Linked DNA regions of Homo sapiens: regions 2, 3, 4, 5 and 6 are each linked to region 1. A link is a loop called in an ENCODE intact Hi-C map of the cell type or tissue named here. Cell type or tissue: PC-9. All regions are shown on one strand. Region 1 overlaps LOC124901589 (a long non-coding RNA gene). Region 2 overlaps VWDE (von Willebrand factor D and EGF domains). Region 3 overlaps THSD7A (thrombospondin type 1 domain containing 7A). Region 4 overlaps LOC105375156 (a long non-coding RNA gene). Region 5 overlaps SCIN (scinderin). Region 6 has its middle 82 kb from the start of VWDE.

Evidence for each region. A loop is a pair of places that touch in the nucleus more often than their neighbours do. Peaks named below come from ENCODE experiments on the same cell type or tissue, not always from the same donor. Only the 100,000 strongest peaks of a DNase experiment are listed, where the experiment ranks them.
Region 2: it touches region 1 in a loop (4-fold over the local background); 7 of 110 quality-filtered maps call a loop at or near these places.
Region 3: a loop joins it to region 1, with 16 times the contacts of the local background. A loop is called at or near these places in 20 of 110 quality-filtered maps.
Region 4: it touches region 1 in a loop (12-fold over the local background); 38 of 110 quality-filtered maps call a loop at or near these places.
Region 5: a loop joins it to region 1, with 4 times the contacts of the local background. A loop is called at or near these places in 4 of 110 quality-filtered maps.
Region 6: it touches region 1 in a loop (17-fold over the local background); 87 of 110 quality-filtered maps call a loop at or near these places.

The regions. Positions count from the first base shown.
Region 1 is chr7:12,065,885-12,069,884 of GRCh38, forward strand. All of the region lies in intron 1 of LOC124901589 (a long non-coding RNA gene), which reads right to left. Among named protein-coding and RNA genes, the nearest start is that of TMEM106B, 140 kb to the right of the region's middle. RefSeq lists an enhancer at 74-1,273. In PC-9, a CTCF peak has its summit at 1,753 (motif pointing right); DNase peaks (open chromatin) are centred at 297 and 867; H3K27ac peaks cover 2,267 bases.
Region 2 is chr7:12,386,947-12,390,946 of GRCh38, forward strand. VWDE (von Willebrand factor D and EGF domains) reads right to left here. Exons shown (of 29, transcript NM_001135924.3): 3 at 2,181-2,412. Among named protein-coding and RNA genes, the nearest start is that of VWDE, 15 kb to the right of the region's middle. In PC-9, CTCF peaks have their summits at 2,341 (motif pointing right) and 2,543; a DNase peak (open chromatin) is centred at 2,325.
Region 3 is chr7:11,425,617-11,429,616 of GRCh38, forward strand. It overlaps THSD7A (thrombospondin type 1 domain containing 7A), which reads right to left. Exons shown (of 28, transcript NM_015204.3): 14 at 3,331-3,509; 15 at 1,050-1,055. Among named protein-coding and RNA genes, the nearest start is that of THSD7A, 400 kb to the right of the region's middle. In PC-9, CTCF peaks have their summits at 2,249 (motif pointing right) and 2,456; a DNase peak (open chromatin) is centred at 2,265.
Region 4 is chr7:12,488,297-12,492,296 of GRCh38, forward strand. LOC105375156 (a long non-coding RNA gene) reads right to left here. Exons shown (of 8, transcript XR_001745093.2): 5 at 3,569-3,702; 6 at 3,193-3,297. It also overlaps a transcript of C7orf78 not described here and the pseudogene TAS2R2. Among named protein-coding and RNA genes, the nearest start is that of C7orf78, 14 kb to the right of the region's middle. In PC-9, CTCF peaks have their summits at 1,979 (motif pointing left) and 2,182; a DNase peak (open chromatin) is centred at 2,035.
Region 5 is chr7:12,622,166-12,626,165 of GRCh38, forward strand. It overlaps SCIN (scinderin), which reads left to right. Exons shown (of 16, transcript NM_001112706.3): 5 at 636-728; 6 at 2,845-2,977; 7 at 3,597-3,685. Among named protein-coding and RNA genes, the nearest start is that of SCIN, 53 kb to the left of the region's middle. In PC-9, CTCF peaks have their summits at 1,923 and 2,126; no DNase peak of the experiment used is centred here.
Region 6 is chr7:12,320,206-12,324,205 of GRCh38, forward strand. No RefSeq gene overlaps it. Among named protein-coding and RNA genes, the nearest start is that of VWDE, 82 kb to the right of the region's middle. In PC-9, a CTCF peak has its summit at 2,266 (motif pointing left); no DNase peak of the experiment used is centred here; H3K27ac peaks cover 1,170 bases.

The sequences.
Region 1 (4,000 bases):
TAAAAATAGCATTCAGACAAAAGTTTTCTCAACAAGACAATTTACTTCTATAGAAGGGTGAGTCTCATGGATAGAGCAATGGAGAGAGCACACCAGACAAGGGATGGGAAGAGCGTCTTATCCTTAATGCAGCTAGTCCCTACTGCTGTGTCTTTCCCCTATTGACTAGGGTTAGACCACACAGTCTAAGGTAATTCCAATTGGCTGCTTTAAAGAGAGCAGGGGTATGACCTGGAATGGTGAGGTGAGTAGTTTCGGTGGGAAGGATGGTTACAAAACAGGTGACTAAGGATGACTAAGGACAGAACAGGTGACTAAGCATGGAACAGGTGACTATAAGGATGAGTAAAGACAGAGGAGGTGACTAAGGACAGAGCAGGTGATAGAGATTAGGAGGGGGCTGTTTATTGAAACTAGGGACAAGAGACGTAAAGAACGAAAGGACGTTAAGAAACATATATAAGAAACATATACCACAATGATGTGCTGCCCTTTTTCACTCTTCTCTTTTGTCACCCAGGTTTTACTAAGGACTAGACATGTTACGTTTGCTTTCCCTTTGTATTCCTAATAGAAAACATGCTGTATGATTTTGTTTGTTTTATATCTGCTTATTTTAGGACTGTTTGCCATACCACAGAAGTAATGCAACTTGGTCTGCACTAAGGCCTTGTAGGATACAGTAGATTTCTCTTTAAAGAACCAATATGTCACTATGTTCAGCTTCCCTGTTCTTTGTTCCTCATCTTAAAGTTTAACTTCCTTGTTCTTTACGTCTCTTTGTCCCTAGTTTCAGTAAACAACCCCCTCCTAACCTCTATCACCCTCTCTGTCCTTAGTCACCTGCTCTGTCCTTAGTCATCTGCTCTGTCTTTAGTCATCCTTATAGTCACCTGTTCTGTCCTTAGTCACCTGCTCTGTCCTTAGTCATACTTAGTCACCTGTTTTGTAACCATCCCTCCCACCAAAACTACTCACCCTGCCATTTCAGCTTGTACCACTGCTCTCTTTAAAATAGCCAACCCGAATTACCTTAGACTGTGCGGTCTAACCCTAGTCAATAGAGGAAAGACACAGCAGTAGGGACTAACTGCATTAAGGATAAGACTCTCTTCCCCTCCCTTGTCTGGTGTGCTCTCTCCATTGCTCTATCCATGAGACTCACCCTTCTATAGAAGTAAATTGTTTTGTTGAGAAAACTTTTGTCTGAATGCTATTTTCACTTTGTGGCACCGAGCATTTACTTCCAACAATTTTGGGCGCCTGCCCGGGATTCCCATTCTCCTCCAGGGAATGGGTCTCCATTCACTTCTCGTGGGGAGACGCGTCCCATTGCCTCATTGTGGTGGCCTCAGGGTGAGAGATGGGGAACCACCCAGTGCGACAAATAAACTCGGGCTCTCAACAACCCAGAAGGAAACAGGATGATAGCTTGGGGAAAGGATTCTCACATACCGCAGCAATCAGGTAACTCTGTACACAGACCAAGTTAAGCAATGTCGCAGGGGTGACGAAGTATTTCCTTGCTGGTCAAGATATTCTGGAGGTTAAAAGTGTGTTTAAATGATCACAAACACTACTGCTTGCAGTGCTGCTTGTGTGAATGGTACTACGCACTACCGCTGTGTGGAGTGAGTGGGTCCTATCTGCGGTTCCATGGTCACCTCATACGGCTTAGGACAGATCCTGCCATGGGGTTCAAACTGGCATGCCAATACCAAGAGGGGCCTAGACACCCAAAAGGGAAGCGGCCAGAGTGGATGAAGCAAAAGAAGGGTGCAAGGATCCTCCAGCAGGTGGGGCTAAAAGATAGGCAAGAAATCTCTAGTATGAGGGATTAAGCCTAACTAGGACCCAACATGGGAAATACCCTAAGCAAGACAGGGAGTAAAAAGGATAAAAATACCAACAAAGATGATTCCCCCTCATAGTCCCCTAGGTCTCATGTTAAAATACTGGAAAAATAATGAGAGGACTAAACATAAGAAAAAGCAACAAATGATAAAATATTGCTGTTTTATTTGGACTCAGAGACCCATCTTCAAACCCTCAAATCTTCTGACCAAAGTTTGGGTCGAATGAAGATGTAATGTGTCAGCTTTTCATTCAATATGTAAATGATAAAAGCCTCGTTTCTCAAGAGGAACTAGACTATGCTCTTTGTTGGAGGCAGAGACCTGTCCTTTTCCCCTTAAAGACAACTAGGGAAGAACCCAATGTAACATCACAAAAGGAAAAATTACATAAGTTAGTTCCCATGCGCAAAGACTCCAGCATATGGGATCCCCTAGACCATCTTCCCCTGCTCAGTGACCCCAAGCCCTCTCCTCAGACAGCTGCTGCTGCCCAAGATCCTGCTCCAGATTCTTCACCTACTCACGTTATTCCCCCTCCTTACAATCCTGACTCTTGGAAATTATCATCCCAAGAGTCTGTCCCCTAACAGCCTAAGGACCCCTCCCTAAAGGGACTCCAATGTGAAATAGAACAATATAAAAAGGATATCCGAAACTTCCCTTTTCCCTCTACAACTAAAGAGTCAGCCCCTGATCTCCTTCCCTTAAGATAGGTGCCACAAGGAGGAGGAACCATTGACTTCATGGATACTCCCTTAACCAGTTCAGAATTCCAGAGTTTAAAAAAGGAGCTTAAGCCATTACTAGATGACCCTTACGGAGTGGCAGATCAAATTGATCAATTTTTAGGACCTCAGTTATACACTTGGGTTGAGTTAATGTCCATTTTGGACATCCTCTTTTCAGGAGAAGAAAGGAGTATGATTCATAGGGCTGCTATAGTAGTTTGAGAACGTGAGCATTCACCCAGTCAAAACGTTCCTACCATGGACCAGAAATTCCCTGCCCAAGACCCCCGCTGGGACAATAACAACACAACTCACCAGGAAAATACACAGGGCCTAAGGGAGGTGATAATCAAATGAACTCGGGAATCAGTACCCCAAACCCAAAATCTTTCTAAAACATTTAATATGCAACAGAAAAAGGATAAAGGGCCTATGAAATTCCTAGACAGACTGAAGGAACAAATGAGACAATATACAGGCCTCAATTTAGAAGATCCCTTTGGATGAGAAATGTTAAAACTCCAATTTTTCACAAAAAGTTGGCCAGACATTTCAAAAAAAGTACAAAAAAATAGAAAATTGGAAAGACCAGACCGTCCCCCGAGTGAACTTCGCATGGAAACTCAAAAGTTATGTGTGAGGAGAGACGAAAAAAATCAGAAACAAAAGACAAAACTTACATTATCCACCTTCCAACAGAAGACTCCAAATCCATGTCCTTCTAAACAGAGCTTCCAGAGACACAGAAACTATAAAGGGTCCAAACCCTTCTTTAAAAGACCTAAGCCTCCATCTGGAGGACCAAGGCCCTCTGAAGAGTATGGCAAAACAAAGTAAAAAAATCCCAGAACTGAGAGGTACAAAGGACAAGATAGGTGCTACAAATATGAAAGTACAGGCCACTTCAAGAGGAAATGTCCTGAATTCAAAAAAGAGAAAAAAGTCCTTCCGTTCATTACTTTTGAGGAAGAATAAGGGAGTCAGGGGCTCTGTCTCTTTTATGTTGAGTCCCACCAGGAGCCCTTAATAAATTTAGAAGTGGGACCTAAACATGAATTTATCACTTTTTGTTCGATTCAGGGATGACTTGTTCCTCTGTTGGTTTCCCCCCATCTAATATTGCCTACTCTTTGGAAGGACTTTTGCTCTCTGGAGTGAAAGGTGAAGGATTTAAAACAAAAATTTTAAAATACACAAAAGTCAAATACCAAGATCAATCAGCTCATATTCAGTTTTTGTTAATCCCTGAAGCAGAGACTAATTTATTAGGGAGGGATTTAATGTTGAAGTTAGGCAGAGGCCTACAAGTCAGACCAAGAGAATTCTTCACCTCATTAAACCTACTCACCAATACAGAGACAAAATACATTAATTCTAATGTCTGGTCCAAAGAAAAGAACTGAAGAAAACTCTGAG
Region 2 (4,000 bases), 320 kb after region 1:
TTATACTTGTGGAATACTGCCAATAAATACCTATTTGAATTAATAAATTTTATAAGTTTATTATTTTGATCTTATTATAATAATAAACAATAATTTAGCCTTATTTCTTTTTTAAAGATAGAACTACTGCCTTGCAGTTAATGATAAAGTAAATCTAAACAATTCAATTTTCCATAAATGTAGTATGTATTTCAAAACACTGAAATAAAATTATATGTTGAGAACATTGTCTTAGTTTCTATAATCATGTAAAGTAGACAATAATGCATTATTTGCTTTGAGATTATGGCCAATAATGATATATTACATCAACTTTAGATGTCATTTGGAAATAAAACAGTAGTTAAAAACAGAATGTGAAATTGGAGTGTGTGTCATTGTTTTTATGAAAAAAGATTGCATTACAGACTCAGCAAAAAATTAACCATAGGAGAAAACTTATTGTAATTATTATTTTTGCTGACATTAAGAGAGATTTCTGAGAATGCTAGAAATTTAAAGGAATCAATTTTTCTAATAATACTGGTTTAAATTCCAAAGCTATGACGAGCAAAATAATTTTTGAGATTGGGTATTTTATATATATGTGTATATATACATATTTATGTATATTTATGTGTATACACACACACACACATATATATATAAATATATTGGTTTATTAAAACCTAAAACTATGTTTCCTTTTAACTACTATAATAACCAACTAAGTGATTTTACTTGTTTGCTATAATTGTGTGATTTGGGGTCGGCTAGCTTGGGGAGTCTAACAACCTCAGTAATAAAATGTTCATGAGTGTTACCCATATAATCATCATTGTTGCTCAATCAAGTGTTCATCTGCTTTGATAACACTGTCTAAAAGAGTGTCTCCCGGAACTTTCAGTGTCCTATATATGGTTGAACCCAGGTAACTAAATTGGGGTTTGAGATTCACAAAAAGGTCGCAAAAATAATAGAGAATTTGCACTTATCAATCTTCCACAAATGTTAACATATTACAAAGCCATGATATATTTGTCAAAACTAGGAGATTTACCTTAGGAGTGCACTCTCAAATAAATAAACTGAAGACTGTACTCAGATTTTACGAATCTGAATTTTTCAATTTTCCCAATCAGGATATCCCATTGCATTATTCATTATTTTCTAATCTGTGACTGTTTTTTATTCTTTCCTGGTTTTTCATAATTTTGACATTTTTGAACAGTACTATTCAGGTATTTTGTTAGTGTGTTCTTTAATTTGAGTTTATATAAACTTTCTCATTATTAGACTAGGATTATGCTTTTGGGGGAAGAGTACTACAAAAGAGAAGTGCTCTTATTATTACATGTTATCAGGAGACATGTGATGTCAACATGCGTTATCACTAGTAAAGTTAACTGCAATCACTTGATTAATATAATGTCTGCCAGGTTTCTCCACTGTAAAATTAGTAGATTTTTTTTTTCCTTATCATACCCAATTATTTGGAAACAACTCAAATGCAGCCAACAACCAAAATGAGGGAAGTTATTCAAAATCTTTTAGGTGAAGTAGTAGCAACAATAATTTGTAATTCTTTAAAGACGCTTCGTTTCCTTGCCTCTATTTAATTATCTACTCATACATTTATAAAGTAAGAACTTAGGGATATTTACTTTAATCTTTGAATCATATTCAGTTTATTTTTAGATATTGTCTGAAGCATTCCACTAGAATGTAAGTTTCATGAAGGCAGAGATCTCATTTATCTTGCTCATCACCGTAACTCTGAGGCCTTAAATAATTTCTGGCACAGGATAAACATTCAATAAATATTGGTGAATGAAAGATGAAATAATATAAAATGTATATTTTTATGATAACTTTTACTCACCCTTCTTCATCCTTTAATTAAAACAGGAATGGACTTGAGGAAACCAAAGAATTTTTAACACACTCAATCATTATGTCCAGTGGAAAAATGTGAGATGTCTGTTTTGATGCTTTCACGTGTGGGGGGACTTTACAATCTTGGCAAAGAACCCTAAAGAAATTTGACCAATGTAAACAGAAATTTAGCTTCAATCTAGCAATAATGGTAGACTGAGTATCTTACTGAGATTTGCACTAACTCAATACAACCTATCCAGAGAATGGTACGAATGGCAGAGTTCCATGAATAACAGTCATGTGAATTACTGGTGTTTTCTTACCTTCCGCACAGTAGCCCATACATCCCTGAGTTGGTTGTAGTAAGTATACAGAAAAGTTCCCACAGTTTCTTACAGACACTGGGATTTGAAAGAGACAGCAGTCTTTTGTAGTGCTGAACAAAAACTGCCATGTTGCACAAGCTGTCAATTGCTTGATCTCCCCAGGAGATGGCAGTGTTTCTGAATCTCTCAGAGACAGCCAGATGGGGGCCTGAGTTCCACAATGGTTCATCTTTTGCAGGAGAGAAAACAAAAGTTGAAAATTCAGTTTATTTTCATCCATTGTAGATATATCAACTTTGCATTTTATTCTAATCAAGCCTTAAAATATCATTAATCATTAAAAAAATTATGGCTTGTACCTGTTCTATACAAGGAAAAGTAGTTTTAAGGAATACTAAATTTAAGGGTACACATCTCATAATTAATATACTCATTCAATTACACATTCAATGTAAATATTAATACATTTATTCCATTCATTACATTTGTATTGTAAACAAGGGAAATTAGATCTCAGATACCTTACTAAAATAGCTGATACATTCTAAAATAAGACAAGTCAATCTGAAGTTATGTTAACACATAACACAAAGATAAACTGATCTTGGAAAACTCTTGCAAAATTGCTTGAAATAGTATGCACAAGAAGTTAATGCATAGTTCAGGAGGCAATAAAATCGGGGAGAAGGAAGGTATTGTTCAAAATCTGGTGATGGAAAAATTGTTTAGTAAGTTAGAAATAATACAGTTTGGTGGGGTGCGGTGGCGCATGCCTGCAATCCCAGCACTTTGGGAGGCTGAGGTGGGCGGATTGCCTGAGGTCAGGAGATCGAGACTATCCTGGCTAACATGGTGAAACCCTGTCTCTACCAAAAACACAAAAGAATTAGCCGGGTGTGGTGGCGTGCGCCTGTAATCCCAGCTACTCAGGAGGCTGAGGCAGAGGAATTGCTTGAACCAGGGAGGTGGAGGCTGCAGTGAGCTGAGATCGCACCACTGCACTCCAGCCTGGGCGACAGAGCGAGACTCCATCTCAAAAAAAAAAAAAAGAAAGAAAGAAAGTTTAAACCTCACTTGAAGTCATTTATCAAAATCCTTTTCAGATAAAAAATAGAATTAAATAGAAAAATAACCCAGGAAAAATAAGAAGAAACTATGTATGACTTGGGAAGAACCAGGGCCCTTACTAAATGCATGATCTTGGACAAGGCACTCAACATCCTTCTCTTTTATATTAGGTGGAAGTGGTACCCACCTCAAAGTGCCATAGTGAGGTATAGATAAAGTAATGTATATAATGCAACTTCTACATAGTAATGGCTAAAAAATCGTTAGCCAGGTTATAATTCTTGTTATTATTTCTATGCTTCAAAGCAAAGGAAAAACATAAAGGAAATATTGATATATGTGATTGAATTATAATTTTTAAAATATAAAAGTTAAATAATAAAATTATATGTAAATAGTACTATATTGTGTTATATTTATGTATAATTATACTATATTTGTTATTTTATTTTAACCATGTAATATTATCCATTTAAAAACTCTAAGACTACAAATGGGCAAAATGTACAAATAGGTAATTCACAAAAGAAACACAAATGCCTAATAAATACATGAGAATATTCAGTATTGCAAAAGGTATGTTTATGTACTGCTATTGGAATTAAAAATTATCACTATGTTTTAAATGAACAACTATATGTATCAAAAGCCTCAAAAAGACTTTAACCATTACTAATTTAACTTATAAAAATCAATCTTACTAAAGACACTAAAATTAAAACAATAATTACATGTACATTCGTCAATTG
Region 3 (4,000 bases), 640 kb before region 1:
AATAAAGGAAATAAATGGCACTTAATCCATTGCAACCAAGCTGACTCAAGCATTAAATAAAATTCTTTGAAAGTATTTTTCTAATCTGTGATAGTCCAACTCTATCCCTTATTTTACACACACACACACACACACACACACACACACACTGAGAGACAGAGACAGAGAGCAAGAGAGAGAGAAAGGGAAGAGAGAAACTATAGCTTTTTATGTAATGAATTCTAGAAAAGATAGATTTAAATAGCCCTTTGCAGCCATTCTTTTGTGCCAATTTTAGTGAACTAAAAACCTAAGTAAAATGAATAAAGTGGACCTGTCTCAAAGAGGAATAAAAAAATGCTAGATGACACGTTAGTGGGTGCAGCGCACCAGCATGGCACATGTATACATATGTAACTAACCTGCACAATGTGCACATGTACCCTAAAACTTAGAGTATAATAAAAAAAAAAAACATTAAAAAAAAAATGCACTGTTGGAGTCAAATTCTGCAATTATTGCCATAAGTGATTATATTCACATTTAGTTGCTGTATTAAAAATAGAACTAAATAGCACAGGATAAAACATTACCCTACAACTTGCAGTGAAAAGAAAAACTGAAGGAGAAATGCTCTTCTTCTTAATCCTTTGATGGCTTTTATTTTAAACTCCTGTACTGAAGTGAATACCCATCAGTTCAGAACAATCTCCAACCCACCCATTTTCAGTCCACTTGCACTTTTTCCTTCTCCCTCTGAAAAGCACAAGACCATTAATAATGGGTGTCACTGCCTGTCGAGATTAGCGAAGTGAAACTTGTTCTCCCCAACTCTTGTTCACCTCAGTCCTTGATATTACAATGAGGGATATGAAATGTAGGAACACAGGTAACTATGATAGAAAAGAAAAATAAAACAGTTATAGAAAAAAATTCTTTAATGGAAAATATGACATTTTCTCCCTGTAAAACATAAAAGACAAAGCAAGAAGAGAAATGTATTCTCAGAAATCAGGAAATTTAAGAAAAGAAGGATTCTATCAAAAAGCATGAGGTTTAAGAGTTCTTACCTGTGCCTGGAGTGGTGTTCAACAGGAATGATGAAAAGGGAGAGAAATAAGGTAGGTGAAAATGTCAGTATGCTATGAGAAGAACACATGGTAAGTTTCAAGTATTATTACTTACATGTAAAAACCTACTTTTTTGGTAAAATATTAGAACATTTTTCTTAGGTCTCAGGAGATAATACACAACTACTTATTAATGTTAAAAAGTAAGATACACAAATGGGTATTGTAAATAGCAGAGCCAATGAGAAAATTAGATGGGCAGGATGGAGAAATCTTAGAAAATGGAGTTGACCTCACAATACATAGCATGGGAAATTGATATATGATGCAAATAACTTGTGATCCAACTTGTCAATGTACTGTTGTCTATCAGTATATTTATAGATTGATCTATCCGTTGATTTACCTTAATCAGTTCATCTGTTTTGTAGAAAATGAGGATTTGAGTACTTCCTTCCTCAGCTAGAAAAATAGAAACTCAGAGACTGTTTTCAAGCCAATGCTTCTGATTATTTTACTGAGGAACATATAATTGTAGTAAACACCTATGTGATTTACAATTTTCAACATTAACACAAAACTTTACATTTTTATTTTCCCTAAATTTCTTAATACACAAATTCATAGAAGTTTCTATTTTTATGCAGAACATTTAGGCTCAAATGTTCAAAAATTTATTATTTGTTTTAGCTTTGATTTTTCAGTTGTTAATGTCTCAGTAAGCCTTCAGTCAACCGATACCAAGTCACAATACCCTTATCAAACTGCATCAGAATATATTAGAGTTGGAAAGTGACAAATGGTTTAGGCCAAACACTAGGAATAGCAAAGACAACTTGGCCTGAGGTTTTGAACCTTTGGAAATTCACTTAAGGAAAATCTGAGGAAAACACAGATTTTAATTGCATATCTGACTGGGTGTACACATACACGCTAAAGTGAAATAGGTATGAGTATGTGTAGAATTTCTCTTTATTAGGATTGGGAGTCATATATAATTTATTTAAATTTGCTACTGAAAATTCAAGGTTTCAAAATTTGTAGAGAAATATTCTTTTGTATTATAAACATTTTAGTTCAGTTTTTCTGTTTTGCAGTTATATAATTATAGTTGCTGAACTGAATTTTCTTTGGAAATTTCCTTAGCATCTTAGAAATGCAAAATGCTCTGTGACATGGAAGCTAAACTACCAGTAGATGGCAGCAAGGGAGTGTGTTATTTACCCTCCATTGCACATAAAGATAAAATCAGCAACTTCACTTGGGGAACAATCAAGACTCTTTAGAGTACTTTTTATAGAATTTAATTCTTCACGATCTTCATCTTAATTTACTTAATTCCAAGGTTCTTTCTGTTTTCTCTACAATGTACTTTTATTATGAACAAAGTTATGTTAATCTGGGAAGGAAAGTATGTATACAGGTAAGCAGTGTGTTTAGAGATTAAAATGAGTCTATGTATGTATGAAACAATTCTACATATTTAAGGACTTGATTCATTTGATTGTGATTTAAATTCAAATACACAACTTAACACCCACACATAATAAATGAAATTATTCTTTGCTAATTCACTTATAGGCCAAACATGGTAATAATTGTCTGATTATGTTACATTCCATTTAAATCAGTCACAATTCCTCCATTAGGCTTTTTCTTTTTATCTCTAATAGAACAGAACGACAACTATTAACAGCAGGTAAGAAAGAATGCATCAAAAGTCAGAGTTCCAAATAAAATTGAAAATGGTCAATGACTAAATTGATAGCATACTTACAGTGATTTTGAGGCCATCTTTGTATTTCTTTTTCTCAGTTTGTTTTATATCAAACACATTTAAATAAACAGTATATATTTTTCCTAATTTTAGACCAAAACCCATATTATTTCTTTGATTTTAATTTAAGCATTTGGTAATTGAGATGTCTTTTCTGACAGTTTGGGGAAACTATAAGAATGAGATAATCTCAGCCTACATGTTAGATACAATCTTATGACAGATTAAATACCTTGACATTATTTCAAAGATAGGTGTCATTTTTCTCCCCATTGAATTACATACATATTCATATATACTTGCAAGGTATGGAATCTCCAGAGAATACAGATATGTCTAATTTGAAATTTTAATAACATGTATGTATTTATTCAGGCATTCTAATGGTAAAAATGGGTCAATTTTTTATTCAATAGCTATTATTTCCTCTTCTCCATTTTGGAGAAAAAATCAGATCATTGTGAATCTCAACAATATCTTAACACTGTCAATGATAGAAAATACCTGGTTGACATGGTCCAGTTTGGGGCAAGGCCTTCCTCCATTATATGGTTTTTCACGCAGCCATTTAGAACGAACCTTCACACCACTCCCACAGGACTTGCTGCAGCGCGACCAGTTGGACCACTCACTGAGCTTGCAGTCTGAGGGGCAGGGGATGATGCAGGCCTCCTCAATGTAACCTGAGTAGAGGAAAATGAGACAAGAATCATCTCCTCCACCTGTCACTCTCCCATTACCACCCACTATTCTAGGTCATTTAGAAGGTCCAAGACTGACTTGACAGCAGCATGCAAATGCAGAGGTGTCTCTGTTGTAAGGGACTTGAATTAAATTCTGCAGGGAAATGTCACATACATACAGTGACTCTGTTAAAATAACAGTTGAGCAGCTGCCATGTGATCTGCTTAGGATTCATGCTCACCATATTTCAACATTTCTGACTGACAGCTCGTGTTTAATTGACAATAACCTGTCTGCTGCCATATCATTCTCATGCTGACAGAATGATACATTAAAAAATTATAACAGTTTTCTATAAAACCCTATCTGTTAATGTCACACAAGTTCAGGGTTCTGAGTCCATGCAACGTTCTTTCTTAAGAAATCCCAGTCCCTTTCACTCAATACCCAAAAGGAACCATTTAACTTAGCATCTTGCGTTTCTCCTTCT
Region 4 (4,000 bases), 420 kb after region 1:
ACAACTCACCATTAAATTTCCTATATCTGAGAAAGAGCTCTTCATTAAAACTCTGCTTCCAAAATGAGATTCAATCATGGCAAATGCAAAACAGTCCACATATGACAGGAAAATCACAAATGCAAATACAAACTAACTAAATTGTAGCTTACTGTCAATTATACTTTTAGAATAGTTATTGGAAAAGTCAAGCTTTTTCTTCAATTAAATGATGTATATAGGGAGCCAAATGAGAGCCTGAATCCAGGATTTCAGAATGAAACAAGTTCTAGATAAATTCAAATCTCATTGCAGAATCATTTAGCCAACAGCCCATATGGCCAGCTGCACCTTTATGAATGTGACAAAGGCAGAGTGGTTTGAAACAGCTCAGCAAAAAAAAAATATAAAGCCCTTGGACATTCAATGAGGATAAATTATAGCTTATAAATTATGTATTTATCTAAGAAGTGAAATTCAAAAAGAATTGCTTAAAAGTTATATTCATACCATATATGCATTCTGAGGTAGCTGTTGTAAGAAAGTGCAATTTTAACAATGAAATGTTTCTTGTAAAGTATTATTTTCAGAGAAATTAATCTTAATTAAATCAATATGTGTGGAGGGGGTTTGATTGGTTTTTTTTTTTTTGGTTTTTTGCTTTGGCTAAGAAGAGTTTCCGTATATTTGACTACCTTTTATTGCCCTAGTTTGCCCTGGAAATTTGAAAGAAAAGACCATAGAAAAGGAATACCCAAATGCTGGCTATTATGGTGAAGATATTTGCAATATAAAAGAATTCTTATTGTTGCACTAGAATAAGAAGTATTGGGGCATATTAAAATATCATTTTCATAATGGCTTGTAACAGTATAGACAAAAAGCAAGGGACATCTGTCATGAAAAAGATTACCCCAATAGTCAGTATACATTTCAAGATTTTTAGTCACATTACATCATTATTAATAATTTGGCATGTATATATCATCTGGATGGTTATTTATATGCATTGTTTCCCCTCATTTGCTCAAGTGTCTTTAACTCAGCAAGTTTATTTAATGAAACACATTCATAATAAAACATTAACGGAAACAGAATTTTTGAAAAACGGAAAACTGAGATTGATTGAACTTTTATTTTAACTAAGAAGCAGAATTCCGTATAGGTCTACAGTATTTGAAAACTCAGTAGATCCTTTTAAATGTAAACACTTAATATATATAACTAATCTCAGAGAGGTAACTTAGGACATTAAGTTATAAACTATGCAGATCGCACTTATTTTTCATTCACCTCATAGTCATGATACTGGTCTAGGGCTTGGATTGGAGCCGAAGTTTCTTCACCTGTATCTAGAAGCGGGAATGCCTTCAGGAGGCTAGAGGGCAAGACAAATACTATTTGCTGGGCAAAGTCAGGGTTTATTAAGAAGAAAAGCCAAGACAAAAAACCACAGGCAAAATTGCTATGTAGGACATAAAACTAGAATTTTAGAAGAGATATGGATAGGACCAATATTGCTGCATTTTGGACAGCAGTGATGTGTAGAAGATGGGTGGGGAAGTAATGAAGCTGGCAGGAGAAAGTGACAGGTGGCATCGACATTTGCTTTCAATAGCTAGTGGATGTACATTTCATGGAAGACCCTGAGGGGATCTCTAAAAGCCATGATTGGTGTAAACAGTGGGTAGTAAGTCCAGTTCTTTCATTTTTGAAATTTTCCATACTATCACAATCTTATATTTAGCCTTTTTTTGAAAATATTTCTATATAGAATGGTTATTTTCTTGCTGTGGTAAGCACAATATGAGGACAGATATTTAATAATATTAATAGCTAACATTTTTTGAGTGGTTAGTATCACCCAACCAGGAACTTAGCACTTTGAGCACCATATCTTATTCTACAAAGTAGTGGTCTATTTACATTTTACTTCTGATGTAACTGAAGTTCAGCAAGGTTGTATTATTACCTGCTTGTAATCATAATAGAGGGATGATGCTCACTTTAACATGATAATTATGCCCTCTGCTGGTAGTTAATAGCTTTTACATCATCTACTTTTTGAAATGATGCTTGTAAACAAGAGCCCAGGACGATGTCATCATGTGAATTAATTATGCACTACTTTTATAACTCTGGTTTGCTATTCATAAGGTCAACATTGTATCAAGAAGGCCATGAAAACAGGATATATTTCAGGGGAAGGAAGATTTTTATTAAAAAGTTATATTCCAGGAACTGATTTTCAAGTCTGGAAAGGAAATTGCCTTTAGTAGGGATAGGATATGGGGAGGGGAAATTTTATTAAAGTGTCTTGAAATTATTATAAGTCAAACAGTGTGCCGGGGAAAGAGCTATCTTTGAGACTGGATATTTGTGGCAGTAATAGGAAATAAGTATCTGTCTTCAGGATGCAGCATTTAGCATTAGGAAAAAATAAAAGACAAAAACAAAACATCAATAACCAAAGCAAAACATACTTGCAATCAGATTTTTTTTTTTCAAAATTGAGCAAGAGTGAGAATGGAATGGTGCCAAGGGAGCAATTTTTCTCAGGATGTAATTGGAAGACCTAGCCATCATTCATATCTTCAGATTTGCATTGCTCCAGTTTCATCTGAAGAGCACCAGATTCAAAAAGTAGTCTCTGATTTTCTTCCTTAGAGGAAAAGCTAGTGTAAGGCTCTACCCATGATACAGAAGCTGGCAGAAGTTGAGACTTCTCGGTGCTGTATGTTCCCATTTGCAAGATCATCTGGAGGAAGTATTCAGGACCATCTACAAGGAAAAGCTAAGACTTGTCTTACTTAGAAAACATGGCCTTGTCTTTTTCAGCTATTCTTCATATTATCATGATGTCAGCAGAATTCTTCACAGGGATCACAGTAAATGGATTTCTTATCATTGTTAACTGTAATGAATTGATCAAACATAGAAAGCTAATGCCAATTCAAATCCTCTTAATGTGCATAGGGATGTCTAGATTTGGTCTGCAGATGGTGTTAATGGTACAAAGTTTTTTCTCTGTGTTCTTTCCACTCCTTTACGTCAAAATAATTTATGGTGCAGCAATGATGTTCCTTTGGATGTTTTTTAGCTCTATCAGCCTATGGTTTGCCACTTGCCTTTCTGTATTTTACTGCCTCAAGATTTCAGGCTTCACTCAGTCCTGTTTTCTTTGGTTGAAATTCAGGATCCCAAAGTTAATACCTTGGCTGCTTCTGGGAAGCGTTCTGGCCTCTGTGAGCATTGCATCTGTGTGTCGAGGTAGATTACGCTAAAAATGTGGAAGAGGATGCCCTCAGAAACACCACACTAAAAAAGAGTAAAACAAAGATAAAGAAAATTAGTGAAGTGCTTCTTGTCAACTTGGCATTAATATTTCCTCTAGCCATATTTGTGATGTGCACTTCTATGTTACTCATCTCTCTTTACAAGCACACTCATCGGATGCAACATGGATCTCATGGCTTTAGAAATGCCAACACAGAAGCCCATATAAATGCATTAAAAACAGTGATAACATTCTTTTGCTTCTTTATTTCTTATTTTGCTGCCTTCATGACAAATATGACATTTAGTTTACCTTACAGAAGTCACCAGTTCTTTATGCTGAAGGACATAATGGCAGCATATCCCTCTGGCCACTCGGTTATAATAATCTTGAGTAATTCTAAGTTCCAACAATCATTTAGAAGAATTCTCTGCCTCAAAAAGAAACTATGAAGAAGAAGAACAATGTGAACTATTTCTTTCCTTGATTTAGATTCAATGGACTTACTTGGGTTTTGTATGCTGACTCACCCTCTCTCTGGTAATTTTCTGCCAGTGTCTGACCCCCAGGACAAGTGAGGCACTAATTTTGATGTTGGATGGGTGGGATATGTCTTTTTTTCACGACTTATATGCTTAAAACTACTGCGATGGTAATACATTTAAGTAACAATACTTGCACTGGAGTATAGTTACATTTTAGAAATAAAAAAAATACTAAGACTTCATTTGGCTGACCAAGGTA
Region 5 (4,000 bases), 560 kb after region 1:
ACACTTTTTTGGACTTTTGGATTGCATCACATATGCACAGAATAGATAAATTCATTTATTCATTATTTTGACAAACACTTACTCTGCGTATACTATGTCCCAAGAACTGTTCCAAGTGCCAAGGATACAGCAGAAAACGAAGCATGATTTGGGTGATCAAGAGCTTGCACTTCATCCTATATGTCAATAATTATAGTAGTATTTTACCTCCAAATAGTAATTTTGATTCAAATCTTTATTATAATAAACTCATAAAACTGAGAGATTATTTCTAGAAGCAGAGGTCATAGAAGAAATTCTGCTGCAGAGCTGAACATAGAGCTCAAATTTTAATTAATTCCTTCTAGCTTTCAGTAATATGGACACCTAGGCTCTCAAATTAGGGATTTTCCTTTCTTGAAATTCATTGTTTGAGGTTGCAAACAAGCAACCTCAGTGCTTGTTTACTTAATGCAATTGATTGATTTGGCCTATATGAAAAGGACTACCTTGTATGCATTGATGAGAAGTGTTTGAGCCTGGTCATTTTAATTGCAAATATTTTATAATCCATGTCTTTATAAGTGTATTTTTCTAACTCTGCATCCTTCAATGGGAGATCTTTATCTTTGCATCCACTGCTCACTTTTTTCCAGGTCTTAGGGGAAAAGCCAGAGCTTCCAGATGGAGGTGATGATGATGACATTATAGCAGACATAAGTAACAGGAAAATGGCTAAACTATACATGGTGAGTTCACTGTAACCAAATTTATTGTTTCAACAGTACTGGATGTAGCTAGGGAGGCCTGTATTGGGCGGGATTCCCGTTGCTGCAGTTGAGAACTCTCCTCATTGCTCTCCAAGAGCAATGTGTAGATAGAATCAGTTCTTTGCTCTTGTATGTTTTTTTAATTAAGTTTTAATACTTTTTGTTATTTTTATGAAAAACAACAAATATGTGAACTTATTGCTGTGACTTCATAAAATTATATATTGTTGCTGTACTAGTTTGCAACGATCTTTTGATATATAATACTCAATACAATGTTTCCTTTATGGAGTAAAAATATTTTATCAGCTTTTTCTTATAAATTCTTGATAAGAATGTAAAGTCTTCACCCTATTTAAAACATTGTCTTTAGCCATAATGAAGGAGTTCTTTGTTACAGGAGGGCTGAGCTACCAAATGAAACAGCTGGAGGGAAACAGGGTAAAAACAGTTCTGTTCCAGGCATTAACCTACCTACTTCCATATCAGCTCTATAGCACATGATTAGGAGCATGACTTTGCACAGGACATAACCACTCTGGGTCTAAGTATTCTTATGCACACACAACAAAGAAAGTAGGTTCCTTCCAACTCTATAGTTTTTTTTATTCTTTGTTTGTTTGTTTTTTCTGTTGAGGGTAACAAAAACTGCAAGACACTCCAGTTAAGGAGGTTGCTACAGTGGTATTCTTCCAGTGTTCCCTCCCCTTGCAACTTTCTAAGCGTGTGATTTGGAGCAGATCGTAAATCTCCATGCAGAATTTAGTAGTTTTCTCATCTGTAACAGAAAGAAACTATATTTGCTGCTCTTTAAGGGATTTTTGGCTCCGAAACTCTGTGATTTTACATGAAGACCAAATTAATAACTTGTTTAGCGTAATTTCCTTTTCATAATGAATAAGTGGATTTTTTTTCTTCTAGATGCAAAAGGAAATATGGTTACCATTTCTGCTAAATACTGGTAATTTTAATATGAGCCATACAGAAAGTGTTAGCTAAATATTTTGTGACTGCTTTTAAAAATTACTATTTCTAAAACTCATTTTCAACAGCCTAACAGATATCTTTTATTTCACATCATCAACCAAAACTGTTCTCCCTCCTGGACAGCATTATGAACTAAAGAAGTATTTTTAAATGGGAAAATATTCATCCTGAGTCATAGCTTCCTCTAGTGGAGCTATGCTGTATTACATGGATATAAAGTATAAAGTTCCTTTGAAAATAATTCGGGTTTCTTAACAAGGCTGGCAAGCAAAATCACCTGGGGCATTTTCAAAACTACAGAATTCAGACTCCACCCTGGTCCTGCAAAACTCCACTAATCTAGGGAGGGCTCTGGAATCTGTATAATAGGTAACTAAACTGTAGCATACAAGCTGGCCATTGAAAACCAGTAAATCCTAACCTGCACATGAATATCACTTTCAATTTTGTAAGACCACTTAAAAATTTGTTTTAATAGTCTGTAGTCATTTCTAAATGTGACAGAAGAAATTTACTTTGATAATTTATACAAAGTTTACTTAAATTGCAGGACCTATGTTGAAAAAATCTTTGTGCATAAACTATATCAATATCCTCCTTAACAAAGCGACTGGTATATGGTAGACAGTAAATGTTGACTGAGTGATTGTTTAAACTTCATCTTGTGTGTATGTAATGATTTTAAGATTATTACCTACTTGAAAAGATTACTCTAAAATGTACAAGAAATAATCATGGAAAGTTAATTACATGATGCTTAGTACATAAGAGCATCTGAATAGACCTCAGCCATTATTATTATCACTATTCTTTTCTGATGTTTTAGGCACAGTGTCAAAACTTAACTTTTTATTTGTAGTTCCTTTACCCCAAAGGACTTTCAAAAAAATTAGAGTATAATTAGTCTTGTGGATTCTTTTCATTTTCTTTGAAACAGTTTTATTGAGATATAATTTATACACCATAAAATTCTTGCATTTAAAGTGTACAATTCAATGCTTTTTATTTGATGACATTTACCGAGTTGTACAACCATTACCATAATCTAATTATAGAACATCCTTATCATCCCCAAATGAAAACATGGAGGTCATGGTTTTTATATTAGGTTTCAGATGCAAGTGGCTCCATGAGAGTGACTGTGGTGGCAGAAGAAAACCCCTTCTCAATGGCAATGCTGCTGTCTGAAGAATGCTTTATTTTGGACCACGGGGCTGCCAAACAAATTTTCGTATGGAAAGGTAAAAAATTCCATTGACGATGCTGTATTTCAGATTTATAGATATTTCCTCTATAAGGGTAAATAAAATATATTTTTTGATTTTAAAAAAAAGCCCACCTTTTAATTAAGACATGATCTATAAATGTCTCACATAAAATGCAGCCATTTTCCTCCTACCAACATCATATACCAGGGATTATGGAGTTAAAAAAAAAGCATTTGGGCAATATAAAAAGAATTGTTTTACAAATAACGTTTTTTCCTGTATTGTTAAATACACTTAATATACCAGGAAATTTTTGCTATTCTTTTTTTTTTTTTTTTTTTTCCGTCGCCCAGGCTGGAGTGCAGCCCGCCACCACGCCCAGCTAATTTTTTTGTATTTTTTGTGGAGATGGGCTTTCACCGTGTTAGCCAGGATGGTCTCGATCTCTTGACCTCATGATCCACCTGCCTTGGCTTCCCAAAGTGCTAGGATTACAGGCGTGAGCCACCGCACCCGGCCAATTTTGCTATTCTTTCACTGCTGTATTTAACTTCAATTATAATCATGTTTATTATGGTACACAAGTATTTCTTAATCATAGAATGTCTTCCTTCTCTGAAGTTCTTTCTCTTTAATTTACCTTGTATTTTAGGTAAAGATGCTAATCCCCAAGAGAGGAAGGCTGCAATGAAGACAGCTGAAGAATTTCTACAGCAAATGAATTATTCCAAGAATACCCAAGTATGTGTGAAACTGAACTGGCTAGAAAAAAATAGAAAACATTGGAGCTCATGACATCTCCACGAAACTCATGAAAAAGTTTGGGTCAAAGTAACGTCTGTATGTGAAGTGATTCTCCACCTGCCTGTCTGCTGCAATCTGGTGTCCCTCTTCTTTATCTGCGTGGGGGTTAGAATTTTTTAGAAACTGCACATCAGACTTTCCATAGAGCTGCCCATTCACTTCCTCCACAGCCTTTAATTCAAGATAGTAAACCACAGTAGGTTTAGCTAAGAGCACTTAAGAGTTATTATTCCTTAGAGCAAGTTGTGCAGA
Region 6 (4,000 bases), 250 kb after region 1:
TTTCTCTGACAGTTTGGTAGGTATAATAAAAAATTTACCTTGTTTTTTTAAAAAATAAGTAGCAGTCATTTTAATTAATTGCAATGTGGCTTTTAAAAAGAGCTTGAGGCCTAATTAGTTAAAATCTTACATGTGTATTTTCAGCATGAGTGTTCTATTAGAAGCTAAAAACTGGTTACTCATTTATTTTTAACCATGCTCATCATTTTAGTATTCCCTGATGGTGGGGAAATCTAACATTCTTTTTCTAGCAAGTTGTCTCACTGCTGCTTACTAACAGGTACTGGCAGAGCCTGTAATCTGCCTACCCACAAAGGTTAGAAATGAATTTTGGCATTTTGGTGGACACTCAATATTTACCCACTTGGAAGACAACAATAGTGCTCAAAACAATGAGATATATAAATTTCCTTGTTCGGTTTAACGGTGGCTGGAAGATAAGTCACTCAAGCAGTGCTGACAGGTATTACTCTGTCTGAGATCTCTGTTCTCTCATTTGAGAAGAAAAAACAACAAATTCCTTGTCACCCTCTTCCTTTCTAGTGCAAATCTAAGACTGGAAGTTTTTTTGAACATATTATGCATCAGGACTTGATCATTAACTGGAAACTACCTTCTGTCCTCTCTAGTTCATTGCTCCTCTTGGTTCAGCCCTATGGATCTAGAAAAATCTCACCCTTGCTCCACACACAGAGCCAGGCAGACAGCCCAGAGACAACCCTCAAAGTGAGCAATTTAGGTTTTGTTCTGGTAGCACAAAATTCCATTTCCTCTAGTTATTTTTTCTTTTATAGAAATGAAAATAAAATAAAAGTATATTTTTCAAAATATTTGCCTGTGATTTATGTAAGTACCCACATGTTAAACCAAACTCTGTTGCTGCCTTGCAATATTTTCCTGGATTGAACCAGCCAGTATCCTTCAAGTCTTCTATGTAGGCCAATCACTATTAGAAATGAGTGGTCAGAATATATTTGTCTGTAATGTTTAATTTACTTCATCTGTAATGCTGCAGCCGGGGTATTTTATGGCATTACACTGGAAATGGCTTGACTCTTTGATATGGGGAGATAGATCTCAGGTCAAAACCCAAGGAATAATTGATTATTTTCACAAGAAGAGGGTTGAAAACTAATATCCTCCCCTCCTACAGTCCTCAGAAAATATCAGCCAGCAGTGAGAATGCATCATCAGAGAATGCTGATGTAATAGGCAGACAGATCAGGGAGATGAAGTATCACACAGTCACCATCTCCATTAACTAATGTAGGAGGAAGCATCAAAGTTGTCCACAAAAAATAATTGACAGGTCTTGGTGCCTAAAGACACATACACAAGCCGTAAGAATTTCCTTTCATTTAGTAATCAGAGCCCTCAACAAAGAAAGGAACCTCTTAGCTTGGGCAGCATTAAAACAAAACACTGAAGGAAGTACAGATGATTATCTTGAGATCTTAGACGAAACCAAACTAGACCCTAACAATATCGCTTGACCATATTATCGAGGATTATAACCAATTCCTTGGTGAGGAAGATTAAAGTTTGATAATAGAATCTACTTTATATACATTGTATCTATACCTATTTGTCTAATCTATCATCACCTGTATATCATCTATGAAATTAGAAAATAAATTGGGATAATTCTCACTATAATGTGTATGTCCAGTAAGTTTCATTATTGTTCTTAAGCTCATAGTGTCTCTAATCAAAGACTCTCTAGATACAGTCATGTCCAGATATATAGTTGGGAGAAATCCACTTACTTCAGACAAACTTATGGTTTTTGTCTGAAGAAGCATATTTAAGAAAACATTATCCCTTACAAAGACTTTATTTTCTGTCAGGGTGTGCTACATATTGACTTACTATTTCTCAGTGACAGGGGAAAAGGCATAATCTTGAAATATTTGAAAGTACTGGCTATCTTCACAGTTTTTTTCCAAGTTCAATGTATACAGGAAGTAAAAAATGTTTTCTGCCCAACCTAATATTACTCAGAGAAATTTTAATCTCAGACGGATTCAGTTAAGTCACCAAATCTTCGAAGGAAAGTAGTATCTTTTACAAGCACAATGAGAATTTTTAACTGCTCTCAGACAAGTGGCTATAATTATTGGAGATTATCAGGTATAACTAAGACTCTAGGCTCACAGGAAAAACTGATGTCATATTAATTATGAAGAATTTTATTTTTGAAAAATGTCATGTTTGCCTTAAATATTTAATATTTTCTCTTATCAAAATGTGTTACCTGGGAACTGAGGATCTAGCACCATCTGCAGGCAAAATAAGCTAATTTCATCTGGCAGTAGAAACAATTTTACAGAAGTTTAAAACAGGTTAAAATTCTTTCAACAATGATGTATAAGTCTGTCCTTACAATAAAAAAATAAATTGGAATGCCACCTGCTTTGTCCTCCGTTTCTTTTATTTTCTCAAAGCATCTGCAGTGGCCGTTGATAAGAGTACTGTAGTCTCTGAACTGGTATGCTTAAGACTACAATACTCTTGCCAGGAAGGGCCCCATTTTGATCAGCGGGGGAGGTACATCGGCTATGGCCCACAGTATTTTTAAAGGCCCACAAAAATGTTTCATGTCTTTTAAAATCAGTATTAAAAAACTTTTAGGTCAAATAAACTATTTTAATATATGATATTAACGTATTCATCTTTATATCAACCCAGTTATAAAATATACTTTTTGATATTTTTAAATGGAGAGAGGGGTCTGTGAAGACAAAAGTGCCGAGGGCCCACTAAGTTCAAAAGGGTCTTTTTTGGAGGCTGATGGCTAGAGTCCAAAGAACTACACAGGTGAATACGGAGGGGAATCAACTTAACCCTGGTTAACTACTTAGAACACAGCTTGGCACGCATTCAGCTCTCAATTTGAGTCATTATATGCCAGCTACCTTTAGCCTTCTTAGTCTGGTTCTCACTACTTGTATGCCAGAGCTTATTTAAAGTTCATGTTTGCATATTTTGTTTTTAATCTCACATCTTAATTAGTGCTTTTTAAAGTTAATCAGTGAACAAAATTACCAACATATAGTAATCATTGGAAAACTCTAAAATCCAAACAGAGAAGTCTTCCTGTCATTTCTTCAGCTGGTATGACTGATTCATCTTTAGCAACAACAAAAAATAACAAAATGCATGTGTTGGGGATTTAGATAACAACCATTGTGAAAAATTATTTGCAATTATATTAGCCCATTTTCACACCACTCTGAAGAACTACGTGAGACTGGCTAATTTATAAAGAAAGAGGTTTAACTGACTCACAGTTCCATATGGCTGAGAGGACTCGGGAAACTTAAAATCATGACGAAAGGCGGAGGAGAAGCAAGCACGTTCTTCACACAGCAGCAGGAGAGGACGGGGTGGGGGAAGTGCCACACTTTTAAACCATTCGATCTCGTGAGAACTCACTCACTATGACGAGAACATCATGGGGAAACCACCTTCATGATCCAACCACCTTCTACCAAGTCCCTCCCTCGACAAGTGGGGATTACAATTTGAGATGAAATTTGGATAGGGACACACACAGAGCCACAGCATATCAATAATAATCTCATTTTAAATTTAAAATTACACAGTACTCTTATGATGTAAATATTTTTTATCCCCATTTTACAAATGAGGGAATTCACGTATAGAAGGAGGTAAAGTTCTCTGTGCGAGTACACACAACTGTGGTGAGTTAGAGCCAGGATCTGGGATCGAATTAAAATCCAGGTGCACCTGACTCTGAAGCCTCACAGCAATGTGTCCTGCAGCTGTCCTGCCTCCAGTTCTATTTCTACATGGTGCTCTTCGCAGACACCTCTCCACATACAAATGTATATCCACAGCTAGAACAAAACAAACTGGTAATTCTCAAATTCTTCTTGAAGTGAGTTTTTTTCAAAATATTTTTGTCCAACAAATAAATTAAATACCTCATTTTAACAGGCATATTTTTATTAACCCATAATGTGGATTGAAAAGCGGA